Linked DNA regions of Homo sapiens: region 1 is linked to region 2. The links are chromatin loops, found by intact Hi-C in ENCODE. Cell type or tissue: right lobe of liver. All regions are shown on one strand. Each heading gives the region's core, and the rest is flanking DNA. Links, peaks and the distances in the headings are about the cores only. Region 1 overlaps LOC105370891 (a long non-coding RNA gene). Region 2 overlaps NPTN (neuroplastin).

The links. Peaks named below come from ENCODE experiments on the same cell type or tissue, not always from the same donor. Only the 100,000 strongest peaks of a DNase experiment are listed, where the experiment ranks them.
Region 1: it touches region 2 in a loop (2.3-fold over the local background); 94 of 110 quality-filtered maps call a loop at or near these places.

Annotation. Positions count from the first base shown.
Region 1 is chr15:73,639,718-73,651,991 of GRCh38, reverse strand. LOC105370891 (a long non-coding RNA gene) reads right to left here. Exons shown (of 3, transcript XR_932451.3): 2 at 4,376-4,430. Among named protein-coding and RNA genes, the nearest start is that of NPTN, 12 kb to the right of the region's middle. In right lobe of liver, for the core only: no CTCF peak of the experiment used is centred there; no DNase peak of the experiment used is centred there.
Region 2 is chr15:73,570,554-73,582,210 of GRCh38, reverse strand. It overlaps NPTN (neuroplastin), which reads left to right. Exons shown (of 9, transcript NM_012428.4): 5 at 8,416-8,549. Among named protein-coding and RNA genes, the nearest start is that of NPTN-IT1, 6.8 kb to the right of the region's middle. In right lobe of liver, for the core only: no CTCF peak of the experiment used is centred there; a DNase peak (open chromatin) is centred at 8,450; H3K27ac peaks cover 343 bases.

The sequences.
Region 1 (12,274 bases), core at 2,470-10,469, 71 kb before region 2:
AAAGACCCATACCTTGACATATCATTGTGAAATTTCAGAACACCAAAAATAAAATTTTTTAAAAGCTCCCCCCCAAAATTTTTTAAACTACTTGCATTGGTGCAAAATCAAATTAATAGTGGACTTCTCATCGGTAACATTAAATGCCAGAAGAAAATGGAGCAATGTCTTAAGACTTGTGAGAGAAAATTGTTTTTAAGCTAGCACTGTATAATACATCCAAACTATCAATCAAGTATGAGAACAAAATAAGGAATTTTCAGACAGACAAAGGCTAAGAAAGCATCTATCTCACATACTTTTTAAGAGAGAGAATCTTGAGGATATCATCAAGCAAAATGAAGGTGAAAACCAAGGAAGAGGAAGCGGTTGGATTCTTGATGTATTATCTATATTGCAATTAATGGCAGCTTAAAGAAATAAGGTTTTATTTTTCCCACATCACAGAATGTCTGGTCACAGGCATTTTATGACTGGCTTAGCAGCTCAGGGATGTCCTAAGTTTTCCTGACATCTTCTTTTTCCATTTCTGCCATCCCTAGCATTTGGTCTTCACCCTCCCTATCACAAGATGGCTGCAGTAATTCCAAGCATCAAATCTCCATTCTCAGTGAGAAGGAAGGAGGAAGTATGAAGACCAAATTTATTCCCATTAAAAAGGTTTTCCTGAGGCCCTACTCAGAAATTTGTATCTGTATCTCATTCGCTAGAATTAGATGGGTCTTAGAGTCATCTCTAGCTGAAAAAAGGAATCTGAAGGGCAAAGCCTCTTTCTCTCCCTCCCTTCCTTCTTTCCTTCTTGCCTTCCTTCTTGCCTTCTTGCCTTCTTTCTTTCTTTTCTTTTGTATAATGCCTCTCTGTGGGAAAAAATGAGGTTCTCCTAGTAATAAAGAAGAGGAGAAAAAGTATTGTGCAAGAAACTAACAGAATTTTTTACATACAAAATATTTGGTTCTAAGAGACAGGAAACTGGCTTAAGCAATAAGGAAACAGAAAGTCCAGATGCAGGGCTTCCAGAATTAGTTGAGTCATTAGCTCCATGATATCATCTGAAGCTCAGGTTGTTTCCATATCTCTGTTCTGCCACCTTAGTGTTGGCTTCAGCTTCAAGCTGACAGCAAGATGGCTGCCACAATTCCAGGTGTCATATCTAATTAGATATGACAATGTCCAGACAAAGAAAAAGGACTGTGTTTTCTGTTTTTTCCCGTCTTAGGGACGAAAATCTTTCCCAGAAGTCCCCTTGCTAATTTATTCTTGTGTCTCATTAGCCAGAATTGAGTCACAATTCTGAACCAATCGCTAGCAAAATGAATGGGATTATTATTGTTAATCTAGACTAATCCTCTGAGTGGGATGTGAGTTGGGGAATCTACCAGTGTTCATTACAATACTTCCTGTAGTGCTCATCTGGGGAAAAGAGTTTCACTAAGACCATACTGTAACAGATCTAGAAGCCAATCATTTCATATCAGAAAAACAGATCAGTTGGCCAGGTGCAGTGGCTCATGCCAGTAATCCCAGCACTTTGGGAGGCCAAGGCAGGTAGATCACCAGAGGTCAGGAGTTTGAGACCAGCCTGACCAACATGGTGAAACAAAAATTAGCCGAGTGTGGTGGCAGGCATGTTTGTAGTCCCAGCTACTGTGGAGGCTGAGGCACGAGAATCACATGAACCTGGGAGGCAGAGGTTGCAGTGAGCCGAGATTGTGCCACTGAACTCCAGCCTGGGAGAAAGAACAAGACTTCATCTCAAAAAAAAGGAAAAAGAAAAAGAAAAAGAAAAACAGATCAGTAGAATCCAACAAGAATGTCTTCAGGAAGAAGAGTAGAATTGATTCTCAGCAAAAATGGTAGATAAGAAGCTGGAAGAGCTTAGTGGCTTAGTCTTACATTAGTTTTCTCGACAAGAGGAAGGTAATTAGAAATTTTAGGAAAGAATGTGTACAACAAAGTCATGGTCCAAATATGAAGCAAAATAGAATCCATTGGACCTCGACTCATTCAAGTATTACGGGTTTGTATTATTGACCTCATAAAGAAGGAATTGTAAGTTGATCACACAGCTTGGCTCTGCAGTAAATATTTTTTTCTTTTCTTTTCTTTTTTTTTTTTTTTGAGGTGGAGTCTCGCTCTGTTGTCCAGGCTGGAGTGCAGTGGCGTGGTCTCGGCTCACTGCAACCTCCGCCTCCCAAGTTCAAGCCATTCTCCTGCCTCAGCCTCCCAAGTAGCTGGGATTACAGGCACATGCCACCATGCCTGGCTAATTTTTTGTATTTTTGGTAGAGACGGGGTTTCACTGTGTTAGCCAGGATGGTCTCAATCTCCTGACCTGGTGATCTACCCACCTCAGCCTCCCAAAGTGCTGGGATTACAGGCATGAGCCACCGCACCTGGCCAGTAAATATTTTCTTAATGACAATAATATACATTATTTTCTATTAGTTTTCAACTTTTGGAAGTAATCCCTAGGCAAAGCACAGAAGATTTAAATATGTTTACACAGCAAAATATAAATGGTAGGAACTACAGCAATGTGGGAATAAAGGGTATAGGTTATTAAATAAGCAGGGAGTTGGAAGTCAGGAAATAGAAATGAAGGGAAGGGTAGGGTGTTAGCCTCATTTTTTTTTTTTTTTTTTTTGAGACGGAGTCTCGCTCTGTTGCCCAGGCTGGAATGCAGTGGTGCGATCTCGGCTCACTGCAACCTCTGCCACCCGGGTTCAAGATCTTTTTTTTCAAAAAACCTTTTTTTTGTGACAGTCTTGCTTTGTCACCCAGGCTGGAGAGCAGTGGCGTGATCTTGGCTCACTGCCATCTGGGCTTACTGCAATCTCTGCCTCCCGGGTTCAAGTGATTCTCGTGCCTCAGCCTCCCAAGTAGCTGGGATAACAGGCGTGCGCCCCCAAGCCCAGCTAATTTTTGTATTTTTTGTAGAGACGGAGTTTCACCATGTTGGCCAGGCTGGTCTCAAACTCCTGACCTCAGGTGATCCACCTGCCTGGGCCTCCGAAACTGCTGGGATTACAGGCGTGACACCTTGCCCAGCCAATAACCTCATCTTACACAGTAATTGAAGATCCAAAGATATTATCAAAAGATGATGGAGTGACTGGGTGCAGTGGCTCATGCCTGTAATCCCAGCACTTTGGGAGGTGGAGGTGGGCGAATCACGAGGTCAGGAGATCAAGACCATCCTGGCTAACATGATGAAACCCCATCTCTACTAAAAAACACAAAAAAATTAGCTGGGCCTGGTGGCAGGCACCTGTATTCCCAGCTACTTGGGAGGCTGAGGTGGGAGAATGGCATGAACCCGGGAGGCGGAGCTTGCAGTGAGCCGAGATAGCACCACTGCACTCCAGCCTGGGCGACAGAGTGAGACTCCATCTCAAAAAAAAAAAAAAAAGATGACGGCGTGAGAAATACATTGTCAAGTATACTACTGAATACTTGAACACAGTAAATGAAGAACAACAACAAAAACATCACGTAACTATTCAAACTGGGAAGAGGGATGGAGAAAGTGGAGGGTAGGCTGAATCTTCATCATTCATAGCAGGAAGTTGAAAGATTAAAAAAATGTTGGCTTCAGAATATTATTTAACCTTATGAAAGCAACTAGTAGAAGAACTAAAAGAGAAACAGTTAAAAGTAGTTAACTCTAACTTGTACTTCTTCCTATGAAGGATTAAGTGCTACAAAAATTGCAATCCCATTATAAACAACTAGTAAACCAAGCAAAATATATAAAACAACGTGGGCAGCACAGGACTGCAATCCCTGAGTGAAGGGGCACAGGTATTGGGAGTTCTGCAATTGCTGCCTTCAGGCAGTTTTCTGGCTCTAGCGCAGGGAGAGGGACCCATCCAGAACCACCAGCCTTGTTGAGTTTAGAAGACAGAGACTGGAATTTGGGGAGGCTGAGGTGGAACCTGTGGGGCAGCCTACAGGGAAGGAGGAAGCTGCACACCAGAAAGCTCTAGAGATCTGCAAAAGGATCCTCTAAACTAGTCTTTGGCTGAGTGATGATCTGTACATGCCTGGGGTGAAACTCCAGGAGGGTGGGGTAAAAACCACTGGAAAACAGTTGTTCAAATAATTCCTGGAGCTCACACACAGCTAGAACTCGTTTTTGTTCCCATGAGCCAGAGTAAAGAGACTTTGTAAAATAGAGGGCATTCTCAGAAGCAGAAGGCCTTGACAGAAGACATAAATACACCTAGAAAAATGGCTGTTCTGATTCCGTAACTGCAGAAAAACAAGCCTCAAAAAGATCAAACTGATATGCAATAGTTTAACTGCATGCCAAACAAAGCCCAATACTCCTTAAAGAAAAGCAACAAAGGGTAGCAATCAGCAAGGTAAAATTTACCATGTAGAGCATCCAGTGAAAAACTACCAGGCATACAAATCAGCAGGAAGATGACCTATAGTGAAGAGAAAAATGCATCATTAGAAAATACTAGAAATGGGCTGGGCACGGTGACTCATGCCTGTAATCTCAGCGCTTTGGGAGGCTGAGGCGGGATTATTGCTTGAGGCCAGGAATTCAAAACCAGTTTGGGCAACATCATGAGACCCCACCTGTCCAAAAAAAAATTTTTTTTTATTTAGCAGGGTGTGGTAGAGCATGCTTGTAGTCCCAGCTACTTAGGAAGCAGAAGCAGTAGGATCTCTTGAGCCCATGAATTGGATACTGCAGTGAGCTATGATTGTGTCACCCTGTACGCCAGCCTGGGTGACAGAGTGAGACAGAGATTTTGTCTCTTAAAAAAAAAAAAAAAAAAGCCAAAAACCTGCAATGACAAAGATGATAGAATTAGCAGACAAGGATTTTAAAGCTATTTTTAAATCTTACAAATATGCTTAAGATGAAAAGGAAAACATAAAAATAACGAGGAGACAAAGAAAATATATTAAAAGACCCAAATGGAATTTCTAGAATGAAAAACACAATTATCTGAAATGAAATCTATACAAGTTTGGATTGAGAGCAGGTTAAACACTAGAAAAAAGAGGTCAGTGAATGTGAAGACATAGCAATATTTACCCAAAATGAAGAAAACAGAGAAAAACGAGAATGAAAAAAAGTGAACGCCTGTAATCCCAGCACTTTGGGAGGCTGAAGTGGGCAGATCCTTCTCCTCCCTTTCCCCCCTCCCCCTCCCCCTCCTCCATGATAAATGTGGCCGGGCACAGTGGCTCATGCCTGTAATCCCAGCACTTCGGGAGGCCGAGGCAGGTGGATCACCTGAGCTCAGGAGTTTGAGACCAGCCTGGCAACATGGCCAAACTCCATCTCTATAAAAAATACAAAAATTAGGTGGGTGTGGTGGCGTAAGCGTATGGTCCCAGCTACTTGGGAGGCTGAGATGGAAGGATCCTTTGAGCCCAGAAAGTTAAGGCTGCAGTGAACTGTGATCCACTGCACTCTAGCCTGGGCAAGAGTGAGACTCTGTCTCAAAAACAAAACAAAAACAAAACACAAGCCTAGTGATTCTATGGGATGATAACAAGTGATCTAAAATACACGTGACAGGCTGTGCGCGGTGGCTCGCGCCTGTAATCCCAGCACTTTGGGAGGCCAAGGAAGGTGGATCACCTGAGGTCAGGAGTTCAAGACCAGCCTGGCTAACATGGTGAAACTCTGTCTCTACTAAAAATACAAAAATTTTCTGGGCATGGTGGCGGGAGCCTGTAATCCCAGCTACTAGGTAGGCTGAGACAGGAGAATCACTTGAACCCGGGAGGTGGAGAGTAAGCCAAGATCACACCATTGCACTCCAGCCTGGGCGACAGAGCGAGACTCCATCTCAAAAATAAAATAAAATAAAATAAAATAAAATAAAATAAAATAAAATAAAATAAGTGTAACTAGAGTTGCAGAAGGGTAGAAGAATAGAAACTTATGAGAAGAAATAATGGCATAAGATTTTCCAAATTCGAGGAAAGCTATAAACCTATAGATCCAAGAAGCTCAATGAACTCCAAATGGAACAAATATAAAGAAAACAATAAACATCAAGGCACATTATAATCAAATTGCTGAAAAACCAGTGATAAATAAAATAATTGAATAGCGGCCAGAAAAAAAACGACGTATTATGTTCAATGGAACAAAGGCAAGGATTATAGTAGAATTTTCACCGAAATTATGCCAAGCAAAAAATAATGGAATGACATCTTTAAAGAATTGAAAAAAGAATCTGTTAACTTGGAATTCTATACCTGACAAAAAAAAAATACCCTTCCTTCCTTCCTTCCTTTCTTTCTCTCCTTTTTCTATTTTTTTAAGATGAGATGTCACCATGTTGCCCAGGCTGGTCTTAAGCTCCTGGGCCTCCTGTCTTGGCCTCCCAAAATGCTGGGTTTACAGGAGTGAGCCGCTGTGCCTAGCCAAAATATGTTTCAAAAGAGAAGGTGAAATAAAGACTTTCTCAGGCAAAAGTTTAGAGAGTTCATCAGGCAGAAGGAAAATGATACCAGATGGAAATTTGCATCCACACATAAGAATGAAGAGTATAGAAATGATAAATGTGGCTGGGCACAGTGGCTCATGCCTGTAATCCCAGCACTTTGGGAGGCCGAGGCAGGTGGATCACCTGAGTTCAGGAGTTCGAGACCAGCCTGGCCAACATGGCAAAACAACATCTCTACTAAAAATACAAAAAATAGCTGGGCATGGTGGCATGTGCCTATAATCCCAGCTACTTGGGAGGCTGAGGCAGGAGAATTGCTTGAAATCGGGAGGTGGAGGTTGTAGTGAGCCGAGCTGGGCCACTGCACTCCAGCCTGGGCCACAGACTGAGACTCCATCTCAAAAAAAAAAAAAAAAAAGAAAGAAAAGAGAAAAGATAAATGTGAATATAAGTATACTAAATATGTTTCCTCCTCCTCCTTCTTCTTTTTTTTTTTTTTTTTTTGAGACAGGGTCTCACTCTGTGACCCAGGCTGGAGTGCAGTGACGCCATCTCCATTCACTGGAACCTCTGCCTTCTGGGCTCAAGGGAATCTTCTGCCTCAGCTCCCTAAAGTAGCTGGGAGTACAGGCACAAGCCACCACGCCCAGCTAATTTTTGTATTTTTTGTAGAAACGGGGTTTCACCATGTTGCCCAGGCTGGTCTCAAACTCCTGAGAGCAAGTGATCTACCTGCCTTGGCCTCCCAAAGTGCTAGGATTACAGGCATAAGCCACTGCGCCTGGCCCTAAATATGTTTTCTTATTTTCACATCTCTTTAATGTAATGGACTATTAAAATATTTTTAAATTTCCATTATTATTTATTCTTTGGTTTCTTTTTAGAAGTGTGTTGTTCAATTTCCAATTCTTTGAGGATTTTCAAGATATCTTTTTCTTTTTGACTTTTAGTAGTATATTCCTTTGTGGTTAGACAACATAGTTTGCATGATTTCACTACTTTTTATTTATTTTTTTTTAGATGGGGGTCTCACTATGTTGCCTAAGCTGGTCTCAAATCCTGAGCTCAAGGGATCCTCCTGCATAGCTGGGACTACAGGCATGCCCCACCGTGCCTGGCAATAAATTTAAATTTGTTGAGACTTATTTTATAGTCTGGAACACAGCCTATCTTAGTGAATGCTCTGTGCGCACCTGGAAAGAATGCATATTCTGCTATTATTAGGTAGACGATGCTATTAGATCCAGTTGATGGATTGTGTTGTATGTCTCCCATATCCTTACAGATTTTCTGTCTACTTTTTCTATCAATCACTGAAAGAAAGGTGTTAAAATAGCCAGCTATAATTGAGGACTTGTCTATTTTGCATTTCAGTTTCTGCTTCATGCATAATAAAGCACTGTTGTACACACCATTTCGGATTGTTATGTGCTCCTGGTGAATTGACCCCATTATCATTATGTAATATCACTATGATTCCCTGATAATATTTCTTCTTCTGAAATCCACTTTGATATGAATACAGTCATTCTGGCTTCTCTTTAATTAATGTCTGCATGGGATACTTTTTCAATTCTCCTACTTTAAATCTATTTGTGGCTTCATATTTGAAATGGCTATCTCAGAGACAGCATATAGTCGGGTATTATTTTTTTAATTCAATCTGAAAATCTGTTTATTAGAGTGTATAAATATGTCAAAACATATCAAATTGAATACTTTAAATATGCACCGTTCATTGTATGTCACTTATACCTCATCAAAACTGTGTATAATATTTATTTGATGCCCTGCTTTGTGCCACTAACTATGCTAAACACTGAGAAATATGGCAGTAAATAACACTCTGTCCTTGAGGAGCTCACAGTAGAGAGGAAACCTAGTTTCACCCCAAGTCTCACATCTCATAGCTTATAACACGGAGAAGAGAGAAACTGACTCTCTTTCCTCAGTTTTAACCCAAAAATTTTCCAGGGCTTCTGGATGGCCTGGCTTGAGTCTGGTGACCACCCCTGAACGAAACAGGGAAACAGGGACTTGTAAGAATGGAGTGGTCCAATTAGAGCTACGTAGATGGGAGCACTTCTCAAGAGAAAATGTCAATACTCAGAAGGCATCTCTGTTTCAACTATAACCAACCATTAACCTGGTAAAAACCAGAAATGAGTTTCCCAACTGTGAGAAGGAGAGCACCAAAATAAAGAGCATCTTGGGCATTCTGACACTAGCCACGATGAGGCAGCTCTTTTTTAAAGTCAGAATCTATGAACCCTCTTTAAAACATCATGTAGGCCAATGCTACTGACTTTGGCATATTTTTCTGTGGACCTGCAGGGATGAAAGTTATCACATCAGGTCTTACCATGGCTTTCTCAGCTGATGAAGGAAACGCTTCTCTGCACACCCTGTGAAGGAGCAGGTCTCAAAGTGTGGTCTCCAAACCAGTAGTATCCACACCACCTGGGAGCTTGTTAGAAATGGAGATTCTCAGGCCCCCAACCCAAACCTACTGAGTCAGAAACTCTGGGGGTGAGGCCCAGAAGTCCATCTTTTAACAAACATTTCTTGTGATTCTGCTGAACACTCAAATTTGAAACGATAACAACAACAACACAACCACATTTGAGCACCTGTTCTCAATTTTGGCTGCATATTGGAATCACCTGGGGAGTCTTAAAAATATACTGATGCCTGGGTCTCCCCTCCAGGGATTCTGATTTAATTGGTGTGGTCTAGGGTTGGGATTTTTTAAGGTTCCCCAGGTAATCCAATGTGCATCAACATTCGAGAAGCAGTGCATTACAGCACATTAAAGTGCATTACTCTGCTATGCAAGCTGGGCCCCATCCCCAGATCAATTGCATTTAAATCGCTGGGGCTGGAACCTGGACATTGTTGTGTATATCTATTTTGGCACTGGTGTTTTTTTCAAGCTCCCTAGTTGATTCTAATGTGTAGCTGGGGCAGAGAATCACTTCATTATTGTGACATGTGTGGCCTCCTTTTACTTGCTTCCCCTCCTGGCTTCAGGAATGAGTTTTCTGGTGGACAACTGAGGCGGAAGGACTTGAGCAAGCCTGGGACCGGCGTCCTACAGAGAGCAGATGAGTGGTTCTGCTTCTCCATGCTGCCCTAAGTTTTCCAGTGGCCATGGGAGACTTGTGGTTTTCCTGCACTACCAACATCTCTGAATAAGTCTGCCAAATTCAGGGGCAAAGTGTTAGCAAGCTCACTTGGCCAGCAGACTAAGCCATGTTCTCCACCATTTTGACCTCCATATGCCTGACTCCTGTGTCCGTCTCTCAGTTGTTTCCAAGTTTGAGAAGGGATTAAAAGAATGCCTTGTATTAGCCACTAAAACCCCAACCCCAACAGTGGAGAGAGCCTACCTCAGCTGTTTAGTTGCCCTGCCCCATTTGAGCATTGGCCATCATAGTAGAGCTGGTACCCAAGATGCTCCCTGAAGAAATTATGAGCACCTCAAACTTCTGGGGCCAGGAGGTGAAACAACATTATACCAGCCTTAGCAGATCTTGAATGGAGAACTTGCCCAAAGAGAGTGCTTTATCTTCAGATAAGACTCATGGTGTCTGAGGAGGGTCATTGCAAGAGATCATCTTCCCCAAGAAAGTGACTCAGCCACCCTCAGCATATTTCCTTTGAGGTCCAAAGGACTTGGGTTCAAATTCTGGCTCTATTACCTGCCAGCTGGGGACCTTGAACAAGGCATTCTCCATTCTGAAGCCTAGTTATCTTGTTTATGAAATGAACATGATTGGTCGTTGTGATAACCAAGTGAAATAATGGGATAATGAATGCTTTATTTTTCCTATTGTGGGAAATGCTTTGTAAACTGTGAAAAGCTGTAGCATGTAAGACGTTGTTATAATGAACTCGTGTTCTAGATGGGGAGACTGGATGTGGAGAGGTGCAAAATTAGCCCGTCATGCAAGGCTTGGTAACATTTTTCAATGGTATAGGGAGGAGCTTTATAGGTATTGGGAGGCAGAAGGAAGCATTGAGGGCTGGACATGCAGCCTTGGCAATTGCTAGAGAGTCTCCTTGTGTGGAGGGAGAACTGGTCCTCCCTCACAATTCATTGCATTGTTCTCTGTGCTGCATTCACTTTCTACTTGGAGACAACAGCCACCACACCATGACCTTAGGGGAGGCTTCCTGGCCATTTATGTTCTGACCCAAAGGACAAATGGCCCTTCCCTTAATTCTGTGCAGCACAGCTGAGCCTGGAGGAACAGCTAAGTAAAACGTTACTAATAGAAGGAAATGATGATGGAGAGTAACATGTGATCAGGCTTATAGGTAGCACAGCTTAACGACTCATTCTGCTTTAATATATTACGGTATTTACAGATAGATTTCTTTTATTGACAAATAAAGAGGTTCTGGACTAGATTTTGTTAAAGAAAGCTACAGGTTACCTCATAGATGATCAACATCTTAAACCCTTAATATGGTCCTCAAGGCATTGCCTGATATGGCCCCAATGCCCCTCCTTCAGCCTCAGCTCCTTTTGCCCCGCTTCTCCTTGCTGTTTGAGCTCTAGGCACACTGGGATCCTCCGCAGACCTTGACAATCTCCTTCCTGCTTCCAACCCTTTAAACCTGCCTGGAACAGACCTCCCCTACCTAGGCCTACCTTATCTGTGCCAGGCTAATTCTTTTTTGTTCATTTGTTTTTTATTTTTTAGTTTATTTTTGCCTCTAGATATAATTTTTTGTTGTTTATTATTTTTTAGCCTGACTAACTTTTTTTTTTGAGATGGAGTCATGCTCTGTCACTTAAGCTGGAGTGCAGTAGTGTGATCTCAGCTCACTGCAACCTCCACCTCCTGGGTTCAAGTGATTCTCATGCCTCGATCTCCCAAGTAGCTGGGATTACAGGTGTGTGCCACCATGTGCAGCTAATTTTTGTATTTTTAGTAGAGAAGGGGTTTCACCAAGTTGGCTAGACTGGTCTCAAACTCCTGACCTCAGGTGATCTGCCCACCTTGGCCTCTCAAAGTACTGGGATTACAGGCGTGAGCTACTGCGCCTGACAGCCTGGCTAACTCTTAAGCATCCTTCAGAGCACAGCTTTGCTGTCCCTTCCTCCAGGAGCCTTTCTTGACCACTCCTCCCACCTCAGACATAGTTAGGTTTCCCTGTAACATATTCCCTTAGCATCCAATATGTCTACTCTTATCATGGACCAAAATTATCATTAAGTAAGCAATGGTATCATTGTTGTTCAATGTCTATGTTCCCTGTCATCATTGTATACCATACCCTTGCACAGACTATGCACCCAACATTTGTGAAATTAATGAGGACTGAATGAATGGTGAACAGAGATGGTTTTCCAGAATAAGTGGAATTAGAGTCGGGCCTTGAGGCAGAACTGGACTCCAACATCATAGTGACAGACTGAAAGGAGCACTGGATTGAGAGGCAAGAGTCTGAGATTCTGAGTCTAGCTGTATGCTTTGTCTATTCATTCAGGAGATATTCACTAAATGCCCACTGCCAGGCACTGTAGTAGGTACTGGAGATATGCTGCAGTTTGCCATGGTTACTATGGTTACCACAGGACTGAACGAAGGAGGATGAATACAGAAATGAAAACTTAAAACAAAAGAAACCGTTTTAAAGAAGGGGTCCGGGGAAGAAGAAGGCTCCCTGCTTCTAGTGAGCAAAGGCAGCCCTGAGCTTCTACAGCCCTTCGTATTTATTGGGTAGAAAGAGCAGGGAGGAGGAGGTAACGATTGGTCAGCTGCTTAATTGATCACAGGTTCACATTACTGCTAACAGGCTTCAGATGTGCCTAACCACAAGAAACACTGCTTGGGGCGTGA
Region 2 (11,657 bases), core at 3,658-11,657:
CACCTTTAAGGATAGATTTTCTTTGAAGATAAGTTGCTGGGTTATGAACATGCTTTAAAAAGTGAGCACCAAGGCCAGGCGCAGTGTCTTGAGCCTGTAATCCCAGCACTTTGGGAGGCCAAGACGGGCAGATCACAAGGTCGGGAGTTCAAGACCAGACCAGCCTGACCAAGGTGGTGAAACCCCGTCTCTACTAAAAAATACAAAAATTAGCCGAGTGTGGCGGTGCACGCCTGTGGTCCCAGCTACTCAGGAGGCCGAGGCAGAAGAATCGCTTGAACCCGGGAGGCGGAGGTTGCAGTGAGCTGAGATCGCGCTGCTGCACTCCAGCCTGGGCGACAGAGCGAAACTCTGTCTAAAAAGAAAAAAAAAAAGAGCACCATATAAGCAGTGTCTGTAAAGAGGCCTTATATCTTGATCACTTTCTTAAGTCTGTTCTGTTAACTTTATTTAATATCATCTGAAACGTGCCTCCATGGCCTGAGTTGACAGTTTCTACAGCATCCAGCCTGGCCTAGAAGCTGACCCTTTGCTCTAAGTGCATCAGGTTGGGTAGCAGAGGGTACTAAGGAACATGCATTCGTCCTCAGCCAGAGTCCCAGACTGCCCAGATAATGAAATTGGTTCAGGTGCTGTTGGGTAACAGAGACTCTTTTGGGACCCCTGTGTTGCTATTTATTAGGATACTGGAGGGATAGCCATTAACCAGTGTGACTAGAATATGTGACTAACAAGGCCAGAGAATGAATGAATTCCTGAGTGGATCAGAACTCTCTTCTAAGGGTCTTTTTGTTACTTTGTTGCTCCTACCCCTTGCTCTTGCCACTTAGTCTGTGCCCCCCTAAGAGGGTAAAGAGAAGCACAGAGTATTGTCTCTGTCTCCTTCAGGATATGAAGGCTTAGTTAGACGCTCAGACCTGCTTTTAGACCAACAAAATCTGGTTAAGCAGTCCCTTATTAAAAGGCAAGACCATAGAAGGTGAGGCACTAAAATAGGCCATTAATCAGATAATTTATCAGTATCTGACATGATTAAACCTTATTTTTAGAGCTACAAACAAAAGTCCTGTTTGTATCAGCAAATGGGGAGAGCACATAGTAATCAGTATCTTTGATTTCTTAGAACTAATGACAGAGTCGAAGCCTTAGCCTTTCCTTTCCCTGACTGATGTTTAAATGCTTGGCCCTGAGTTCCAACCATGTTCTAGATTAGTATGGAGATGTAATTTAATCCTCACAAGACCTCTGAAACATGTGAGTATTACTCTTATTTTACAATACTAAAACTCAGAGTATTTGACGTGATCTGCCCTGGGTTACTCAGTTGGTGAGTAATAGAGTCGAGATCAAGTCCAGATTTCCATGTTTTCAGGTCTGAAGCTCTGCTCTTTACGCTACACTAATACAGAGTAAAGTCTGACAGGTAAATAGGTTCTGCTTTGGGTCTAAGGTAAATTGGTTCTGCTTTGGGTCTAAGGTGTTTTAGCACATCTACAAGGAAAGATAACTTTTGGGCTCTTTGCTCTGCAGTTACCAGTAATACATGGTAACAAATATATACATATATAACATGTATATACATATATACATATATAACATGTATATACATATATACATATATAACATGTATATACATATATAACATGTATATACATATATACATATATAACAAATATATACATATATAACTATATTATATATAATATATATATTTATGTATATATATATTTATGTATATATAAATATATTTTGTATATATACATATATATTATATATATTATATATATATTATATATATATTATATATATAATATATATATTTTAAAGTTTTACTTTAAGTTCTGAGATATATGTACAGAACGTGCAGGTTTGTTACATAGGTATACTTGTGCCATGGTGATTTGCTGCACCTATCAACCCATCATCTAGGTTTTAAGCCCCACATGCATTAGGTGTTTGTCCTAATGGTCTCCCTCCTCGCATGTTGTATATTTTTATTTTTGTGGACTCTATTCTAGTTTATTTTCCCCTCAGTATGTTAAAGTACAAAAAGCATAGTCTCTGGATTCACACAACCCTGAACTTGGATTCTGGCTTTACCATTTAAACATTAAATTACTTTTCCAAACTTGAGTTTTCCAATTTTAAAAAGTGGGGTAATGTCTGCTTCATCAATTGGTATATTTGTATCTATACATACAAAAATGCATAATAAATTACCCCAAAACTTAGTGGCATAAAATGCTAAGCACTTACCACCTCACAGTTTTCCTGAGTCAGTAATTAGGGAGCAGCTTAGTGGGGTGTTCTGGCTTGGGGTCTTTCCTGAGATTTTGGTCAAGCTGTTGGCTGGAGCTGCAGTCATCTGAAAGCTTGACCAGAGCTGGAGGATCCACTCCATGTGTACAGCTCACTCACATGGCTCTTGGCAGTGGCCCTCAGTTCCTCAGTGTGCCCCTCTCCATTGGTTGGTTGAGTGTCCCCCAGTATGGCGGCCACCCTTTCCCAGAGTGTCAAATAAAGAGGGGAAGTGGTGTTCTCCTCCTCCCACACACCAAGGCAGGAGTGAAGACTGTTCCTAGCCCCCTTCCCAATCTTGACCTTTAAGTCTGGGTCCTTTCAGAATAGTGACTTTTCAGAGGCAGTGCAGCTGCCGACTCAACTTTTAGCATTCTAGATGGTTCTAATGTACAGTCTTGGAAATGAGTCCCCAAAGCAAAAGCTGATAGTACTGAATTCATAGTACTATTGCCAATAACTGGCCCAAAGTGGGTGTCTTCTTTGGGTCAAAGGAGAATGAAAATGGGAAAATGTACCACATATAAGCTGATACCTGAAATTTATATCCCTAACATAGAACATTTCCCTGAACTCCAGACTTGCTCTTTTACTGCCTACTTGATATTTTTACTTGGATTTTTTTTTTTTTTTTTGAGACGGAGTCCCCTCTGTCGCCCAGGCTGGAGTGCAGTGGCGCGATCTCAGCTTACTGCAAGCTCCACCTCTTGGGTTCGTGCCATTCTCCTGCCTCAGCCTCCCGAGTAGCTGGGACAACAGGCTCCCGCCACCGTGCCTGGCTAATTTTTGTATTTTTAGTAGAGACGGGGTTTCACCGTGTTAGCCAGGATGGTCTTGATCTCCTGACCTCGTGATCCGCCTGCCTCAGCCTTCCCAATACTTGGATGTTAAATAAGTATCTTTTTTTTTTTTTTTTTTTTGAGACAGAATCTTACTCTGTCGCCCAGGCTGGAGTGCAATGGCATGATCTTGGCTTACTGCAGCCTCCACCTCCCAGGTTCAAGCGATTCTCTCGCCTCAGCCTCCCAAGTAGCTGGGATTACAGGCACCTGCCATTATGCCTGGCTAATTTTTGTATTTTTGTAGAGACAAGGTTTCACCAGGTTGGCCAGGCTGGTCTCAAACTCCTGACCTTAGGTGATCCGCCCACCTCGGCCTCCCAAAGTGCTGGGATTACAGGTGTGAGCCACTGCACCTAGCCAGCCACCACACCTAGCCATATGTTAAATAAGTATCTTAAACTTACCATGTTCTAGACCTTGACCTTCTGGTTTTTACCACCACTGTTTCTCAGTCTTTTAACAAAACAAACTAAGATTAAGCAAACAAAAAACACTCTTATTCTTTTGCAATTTTCCTCATCTTAGTAACTGTCAACTCCATTCTCACAGTTACACAGGCCAAAACCTTGGTGTCATCCTTGACTCCTTTTCTTCTCACAGTCCACATTCAATCTATTAGCAAATATGTTAACTCAACCTCCAAAATATACCTGGAATCTCACCATTTCTCCTTATTTCCACTGTTACTGCCCCCATGGAAACCAGCCTCTCCCTTGCCTGGGTTACTGTAATAGCCTCCTGCTTGGTCTTGCTTCCACTGCTGTCTCTGCAGTTCTTGTTCACATAGTAGCCACGGGGAGCCTGTTAAAACACACCCATCATTTTATACCTGCACATAGTATTCACCAGTGGCTTCCCGGCTGACTCACTGTAACTGCCAAAGTCATTATGGTGGCCTACAAAGTCCTGTCTAATCTGGGTCCCCAGTCTCTCTGATTTCTTTTATTTCCTGCTCTCTTCTCCTTGCTTACTATGTTCCAATCAAATCCTCTTTGCTGTTCCTTGTACATAACAAGCACAATCCTACCTCAAGACCTTTGCATTTCCCTCGACCTAGAGTGTTCTTCCTACAGATATGTGTGACCTACTCCCTTCTTTTCTTTTTTGCTGGGAGACCAGAGTTTTATTACTATTCAAATCAGTCTCCCCTAGCATTCAGGGAGCAGAGTTTCTAAGGATAACTTGGTGGTTGGGGGAAGCCAGTGAGCCAGGAGTGCTGATTGGTTAGAGCTGAAATCACAGGGAGTCAGAGCTGACTTCTTGTGCTCAGTCAGTTCCTGGGTGGGGGTCACAGGATCAGATGAGCCAGTTTATTGATCTGGGTGGGGCCAGCTGATCCATCAAGTGCAAGGTCTGCAAAATATCTCAAGCACTGATCTTAGGAGCAGTTTAGGGAGGGTCAGAATCTTGTAGCTTCCAGCTGCATGACTCCTAAACCATAATTTCTAATCTTGTGTCTAATGTTAGTTCTACAAAGGCAATCTAGTCCCCAGGCAAGAAGGGAGTCTGTTTTGGGAAAGGGTTGTTACCATCTTTGTTTAAACTATAAGTTTCTCCCAAAGTTAGTTCAGCCTGCGCCCAGGAGTGAACAAGGACAGCTTGGAGGTTAGAAGTAAGATGAAGCAGTTAAGTTCGATCTCTTTCCCTGTCTCAGTCATAATTTTGCAAAGACGGTTTCAGTCTCTCCCTTTGGGTTTTATAACACCTTAATCTTAAGGTGTAGGCTCTGAAGATGGCAAAAGGCCGTAGATCACTCTGGCTTCTTCCTGCTGATAGGGGACATTGTGGGAATGGGAGTGAACCCCAAGGTGAGAAGAGTGGAACCACCTTGTAACTGTCTGAGTGTACTCATGCAGGCCTGGCTAGGATTCCAAGGCTTGTGTGGGAAAAACATTACTACTCTCATCTATAGTTTTACTACAGTGTTTAAGTGAACAGCCTACTGTAAGGTAAATAACGAGTCCTAGGATGAGGAGTACAATTCCCAATTTTAAAAGCAAAGATTTGAAAGCATTAGTTTGGGGACTTCCAACCCACAAAGAATTTAGAATTTCATCTAAACTGCAGAAAAAAACCTCAAGAACAGCTAACAACAGTATACTATAGTTTTTCTTTTGAAGCGTAATTTTTCTCTCTCCAGTCCCCATTTTTATTAAAAACAAATCATGATAGAACTGATTTATTTATAAAATAAACTTATTCTTACTGTACTTGGCCTGATTATTTGCATAAAGTGCAGCAAGAGTAGTTATTTTTCACTTAGGCTTTTTAAATTGGCTTTGACAGAACTCTGTTCCATGAAGAATCTCAGATAAGACTGTTAAAAAGTCGAGCCCAGCCATGGGTTTGTACCCTCAAATACTTACGAGTTGGGCAAATTCCTCTCCTCTTGAGGTCCCAAGATAACTTGGGGTTCCTGGCCTGTTAGAAAGTGACATTCTTAGCCAGGCGCAGTGGCTCACACCTGTAAACCCAGCACTTTGGGAGGCTGAGGCGGGTGGATCACTTCAGGTCAGTAGTTTGAGACCAGCCTGGCCAACATGGTGAAACCCCATCTCTACTAAAAATACAAAAATTAGCCAGGTATGGTGGCAGATGCCTATAATCCTAGCTACTTGGGAGGCCAAGGCAGAAGAATCACTTGAACCCGGAAGGTGGAGGTTGCAGTGAACCAAGATCACACCACTGCATTCCAGCCTGGCCAACAGAGAGAGACTGCATCTCAAAAAAGAAAAAATACATTCTTTACTTACCACAGGTCAGGAACCTTGTATATACTCCCTTATTTTCTTCACGACCATGCTAAAGTTCATCTCATCACAAAAGCCTTACCCAACCAGTCTGACATATCTGGTGTGTAGTGGGTGCTCAGCAGGTGTTTGCCAGATGAATGAAGCATGGCTGGCTGGAGCAGCACATGGTAACCCTTCGGGCATGCTGGGTCCTGTGTGGCTATGGAGCCTGCTCCTTGGAGTGCTTGGAATTTATGGACTGAAGTAAGCTCTGAGAAAGGGTGACCAGGTTGAACAGTCAGCCTAAGAAGTGACTGAGTAGCTGTGGGAAAAGTTCGGCTTTGTGGGAATGAGATAGAGCCAGGTTGACCACTTCCTTCTGTAGTAAGAAACTTTGCCTGGAAAAAAAAAGATATTTCCTTTGAAACGTACTATCTAGAAAACACTTCACACTGAGTGTTACTCAGCAGGCCTCAGTTTGGCAGGGACTGGTTACAGAGACAGCTTGGGGCCTTGCCCAGTGCATGCCCATCCAGGTGCCTCTGGAGGGTGAGTCTAAAACCAGTTTGTGCCTGGGAAGCACATTCTGTGACTAGTAGGACTTTGCATTGTTTTTAAGCCAAGAAAAACCAAGCCAGTCAAAGGTGGAACATGAGATTAGCCCCAATGCAATAGTACAGGCTTCTACAGTCTCAAGATGAATGTTTTGACATCCTGTTCATCTACCCAAGAACACTGGGAGGTAGACAAGGACACGAGGTGTCTCCATTTGATAATGGCTGTAGCAGCAAAGCCCAGAATAACGAAAGAACCAACAAAACTGGAATTGGGACCAAGGCATATCGATTCTCTTTCCTATCTTGGATAACAGAGTGACATCCAGCCTGCTTTGACTTTTATTGCTCTCAGATTACTGTAACCCGGCTGGGCGTGGTGGCTCACGCCTGTAATCCCAACACTTTGGGAGGCTGAGGCGGGCAGATCATCTGAGGTTAGCAGTTCGAGACCGGCCTGACCAACATGGTGAAACCCCATCTCTCCTAAAAATACAAAATTAGCCGGGCGTGATGGCTCACGCCTGTAATCCCAACACTTTGGGAGGCCAACGCGGGCAGAACACCTGAGGTCAGGAGTTCAAGACCAGCCTGACCAACATGATGAAACCCCATCTCTCCTAAAAATACAAAATTAGCTGGGCATGGTGGCACATGCCTGTAATCCCAGCTACTCAGGAGGCTGAGGCAGGAGAATCGCTTGAAACCAGGAGTTGGAGGTTGCAGTGAGCCAAGATCACACCATTGCACTCCAGCCTAGGCGACAAGAGCGAAACTCTGTCTCCAAAAAAATTACTGTAACTGGTGAAGCATTGGCGGGTAATATAGTTATGATAAAATAAAGCTAAATCCAAAGAATTCGCTTTTATCTCAGGCTTCTTTGATCCTTGAAACTTACTTAATTTTTAGACTACAGTTGTTGTTTATTTCTTCCTAAGTGATCCCTATAAATAGAGAAGACCAACGGCCTCTAGCATGTCTTGAAATTCCTTCTATATTGGGTTCAGTCTAGGAAACTGTTGCAAATCAGGTGTCCAAGGCAGATTCTTAAGTTGTTAATAAAAGGTCTTAGGGCCAGGTGCAGATGCAAACACCTGTAATCCCAGCACTTTGGGAGGCCAAGGTGAGAGGATCACTTGAGGTCAGGAGTTCAGGACCAGCCTGGGCAATATAGTAAGACCCCGTCTATACAAGAAATTTAAAAATTAACCAGGTGTAGTGGCATGTGCCTGTAGTTCTAGTTACTCGGGAGCTGAGGATCACTTAAGCCCAGGAGCTTGAGGCTACAGTGAGCAGCGATCATGCCACTATGCTCCAGCCTGGACGATAGAATAAGACCCCATCTCAATCAGTCATTCAATTAAAAAAAAAATCTCTTGGGACACTGGTTGAATTTCCTGTTCATTCCTTTCTTCCTCCTTGTGAAGACCAGTTTCTGGATTCCCTCTTTCCTGGGAGAGCCTTGGTCATTGTTACTTATTGAGTAGCTTCTCCAAGCATTCATTGTTTTTACATACCTTGTAATAGGACTTGATTGTAGTTGTTTTATCTCAGAATCTCATTTCCTTAAGGGAATGTGTGATATTTGACAGGATGCATAACTGTTGTTCATGCAGGTGTTTTAAGAAAAAACTTGGGCCGATAGAAGAGATAATAGTGTTTGTTTGCATTTTCTTTAAAGGTAGGCTTAATTGAGGGCAGTTGGACCTGCATCCTTTTCCAGTAGGTTGGAGAATCACCTACATTAGTAGAGCCTCATATATTAGTAACCCTGGTATCTGCCTGGGCATCTTTAGCGGGTGGGGGGTAGAGGATGGGTTTGGTCCCTTTACCCTATTCTGACCTGAAATGCTCTTCATCAAAGCTGAGTATGACAGTAAGCATAAAGACTGACTACATTACAAGCAGGGCTCTGAGCCAGAAGGTGGGGCCTTTGTATCCTGTTTGGAGTAGACTTCCGTGGTAACTGCGTCTAACGCTTTCTCACAGCCGCTCCTGACATCACTGGCCATAAACGGAGTGAGAACAAGAATGAAGGGCAGGATGCCACTATGTATTGCAAGTCAGTTGGCTACCCCCACCCAGACTGGATATGGCGCAAGAAGGAGAACGGGATGCCCATGGTGAGTAGGAGGCAGGCCCGGGTCTCTGGTTGCTGGAGTTTTCCCTGCAGAGGTCCAGACACGTGGGTCAGTTACTGTAGTAGCTGTATCCTCGGATGTGTGCATGGCGAGGGTCACCCTTTCTAGAGTCACGGTTTACAGCATGAATCAAGAGGTCATTGACAGTCTCTTCCAGCACAAAAATCCCTGTACGTGATTTGTTAAAGCTGTCCCTCTGGTAAGAGATTAGATTGCTCACTGTATTAGTCCATTCTCACTTTGCTCTAAAGAACTTCCAGAGACTGGGTAATTTATAAAGAAAAAAGGTTTAATTGGCTCATGATTCCACAGGCTTTACAGGAAGCATTGCCGGGGAGGCCTCAGGAAACACAGGAAAGATGATCTTTCCTATCTTAGACAACAGAGTGACATCTGGCCTGCTTTGAGTTTTATTGCTTTCAGATTACTGTAACTGAAGGTGAGGCATTGACAGGTAATATAGTTAAGATAAAGCTAAATCCAAAGAATTAGCCTCCCCCTCAGGCTTCTTTGATCCTTGAAACTTACCTATTTTTTAGACTGCAGTTGCTGTTTATTTCTTCTTAAGTGATCCCTGTAAGTAGAGAAACTTAGAATCATGGTGGAAGGTGAAGGGGAAGCAGGCAGGTCCTAGGTGGCTGGAGAGGAGGAAGAGAGTGAAGGAGGGAGATGCTACACACTTTTAAACAACCGGGTCTCATGAGAATTCACTGTCAGGAGAACAGCAAAGGGGATATCCGCCCCCATGATCCTGTCACCTCCCACAAGGCCCCTCCTCCAACACTGGGGATTATAATTCACCATGAAATTGGGGTGAAGACAAAATCCAAACCATATCACTTGCCTTCAGGATAGGACACTGAAAGAACCGAGCCTAATTCTCGTCCATTTATCCTGAAGAAAATACTGTTTTTGAAGTGGTCTTAGAGAACCTGCCTTGTTTTTTTAGTAGGAAACAAGGTACTGAGGGCAATTATTAGTACATTCCTGCAACACAGAACATACTGATAAGGAATTGGGGCAACCTGAGGAGGCCCAAGGTACTGAGGGCAATTACTAGTACATTCCTGCAACACAGAACATACTGATAAGGAATCGGGGCAACCTGAGGAGGCCCAAGGGCAGCCTTGGCAGCCTTAGACATTGGGAACCTGACGGTATTTGCCCCAGAAAATGTCAAAGAGAACATCTTTTCCGATCAGTGGGATGATTCATGATGTTGTTTGGAGAGTCAGAGCTTTAGAACCTCACTTTCTCTCTCATTATGATTGTTGACCCATTACCTTTTCTGTCAGAGAGCGTGTCAAGCGTTCCTCTGATCCCATGGATCCTCTTTGATTATCAGTCTTCAGAATCCAAAAGGACCTTAAAGATCATTAATCCATCTTCTTTGGAAGGGTTCCATAGTAGCCAAGATAAATTAGTGGCAAAACCAAGAGTTGTATCTAGTTTTTTTAAATTTCAAGTCCATTATTCTTCCTACTTCATGACATCTTGATAATAAAATGTTGAGTTGTGATAATGACTCCAACATCAGCGATGATTTCAGAGACCCGTTAACGAGGAGCAGGATGAGGATTGCCGAGGTGAAGATGCTGAGTCTTTTTTACAAGACACTGAACTTTCTAAGGCACTGGAGAGGAAATGTCCACTTCTCTCTGCTGGTCACTGGGAAGGAGTGCCCTTGAGCTTTTGCCAAAGCAGGTTGGAATTAACGCAGTATGTGTTTTAATCTGAAAGATGAAGCTTGAGGCATCACAGACTAGCTGTTTTAAAAGCTTACGAGTTCCCCATTTCAGATGTACCTGCACTCAAATGCTGACAAGATTGTATGCCATATCTAGAATCATTTCCAGGATAATATTCCCCTTTTTCTCTCCTATTTCTGATTGTGCTTTAGTTGTTGCAGGGTAAAGACACATGAGTCTGTTTTTTCCCTGCCGGGATCTCATGAGCTGAGTGCAGTGAGCCATCCCGCTGAGTCCCGACCTCTGCCTGTGCACTCTTGCACCTCTGCCTTCACACCCATGCGAATCCCTGCCTGCACTGCTCCTCCCTGTTTGATCAGCTGTCCTCCTCCACAGTCTAGTGCAAATGTTAGCTCATGTGTGAAGCTTTCCCTGACTCTTTCCAGCAGTGGCCACTCACTGTGCCCTACAGCACTCTATACACACGCTCTGTTGGGGCTTCTTAACACATTCCTGAAATCAGTCATCCCTTTTTGGATGTCTGGTTCCCTTTTGAGGCCAAGCTCCTTATTCATTTCTAGGTCTGTCTTCTCCCTATCTCACCTTCTCACTCCCACCTGCCCTTAGTAGGATATAAAGCATGCAGCATATTTTAGTAAATATTTGTTCTCTTTTATTTGTTTGTTTTGTTTTGTGTTAAGACAGGGTCTTGATCTGTCTACCAGGCTGGAGTGCAGCAACCTCCTGGGCTCATGTGATCCTCCTGCCTCAGCCTTCTGTGTAGCTGGGACCACAGGTGTACACCACTATGCTCAGCTAATTTTATTTTTGATTTTTTGTAGAGATGGGGTCTCAGTTTGTTGCCAAGGCCAGTCTTGAACTCCTGGGCTCAAGCGATCCTCCCACCTTAGCTTCCTAAAGTGCTGAGATTACAGGCATGAGCCTCTGTGCCCAGCCACAAATATTTGTTGATTGATTGAATAACCTTTCCTCTAACCTCTAGTCCTTAAATGAAAGGAAAGTTATGAATTTCCCCCAGTCTGACTAGGAGTGAGTTCTTAGCATTGTTTGTGGAGGAAGTTTAAGGAGACTTCCTCAGAACTCACCAAGTGTGAAGTCAGTGTGCTGACTCTGAGGTCATCAGAGAGGCCTGAGGTCCCCGAGGCATGCCTGACTGTAGGGGTTGTACCCCTCCTTCTGCCGTCCTCTTTCTGCTGTGGTTTCTTACCTGGTGTTGGAGGCAGCATTTACTAGGTTGTTGGACTTTTCTGAGTCTCCAGGCAGTAGGACCTGCACTCACTTCGTGGAAGTCGGGGAAGTCTGGAGGACCGATGGTAAGGGAGGCTTGCCTGGCTCTGTCAGAAGTTGATTTGTTGTTGTTGATACTGAAGGGAAATCATTA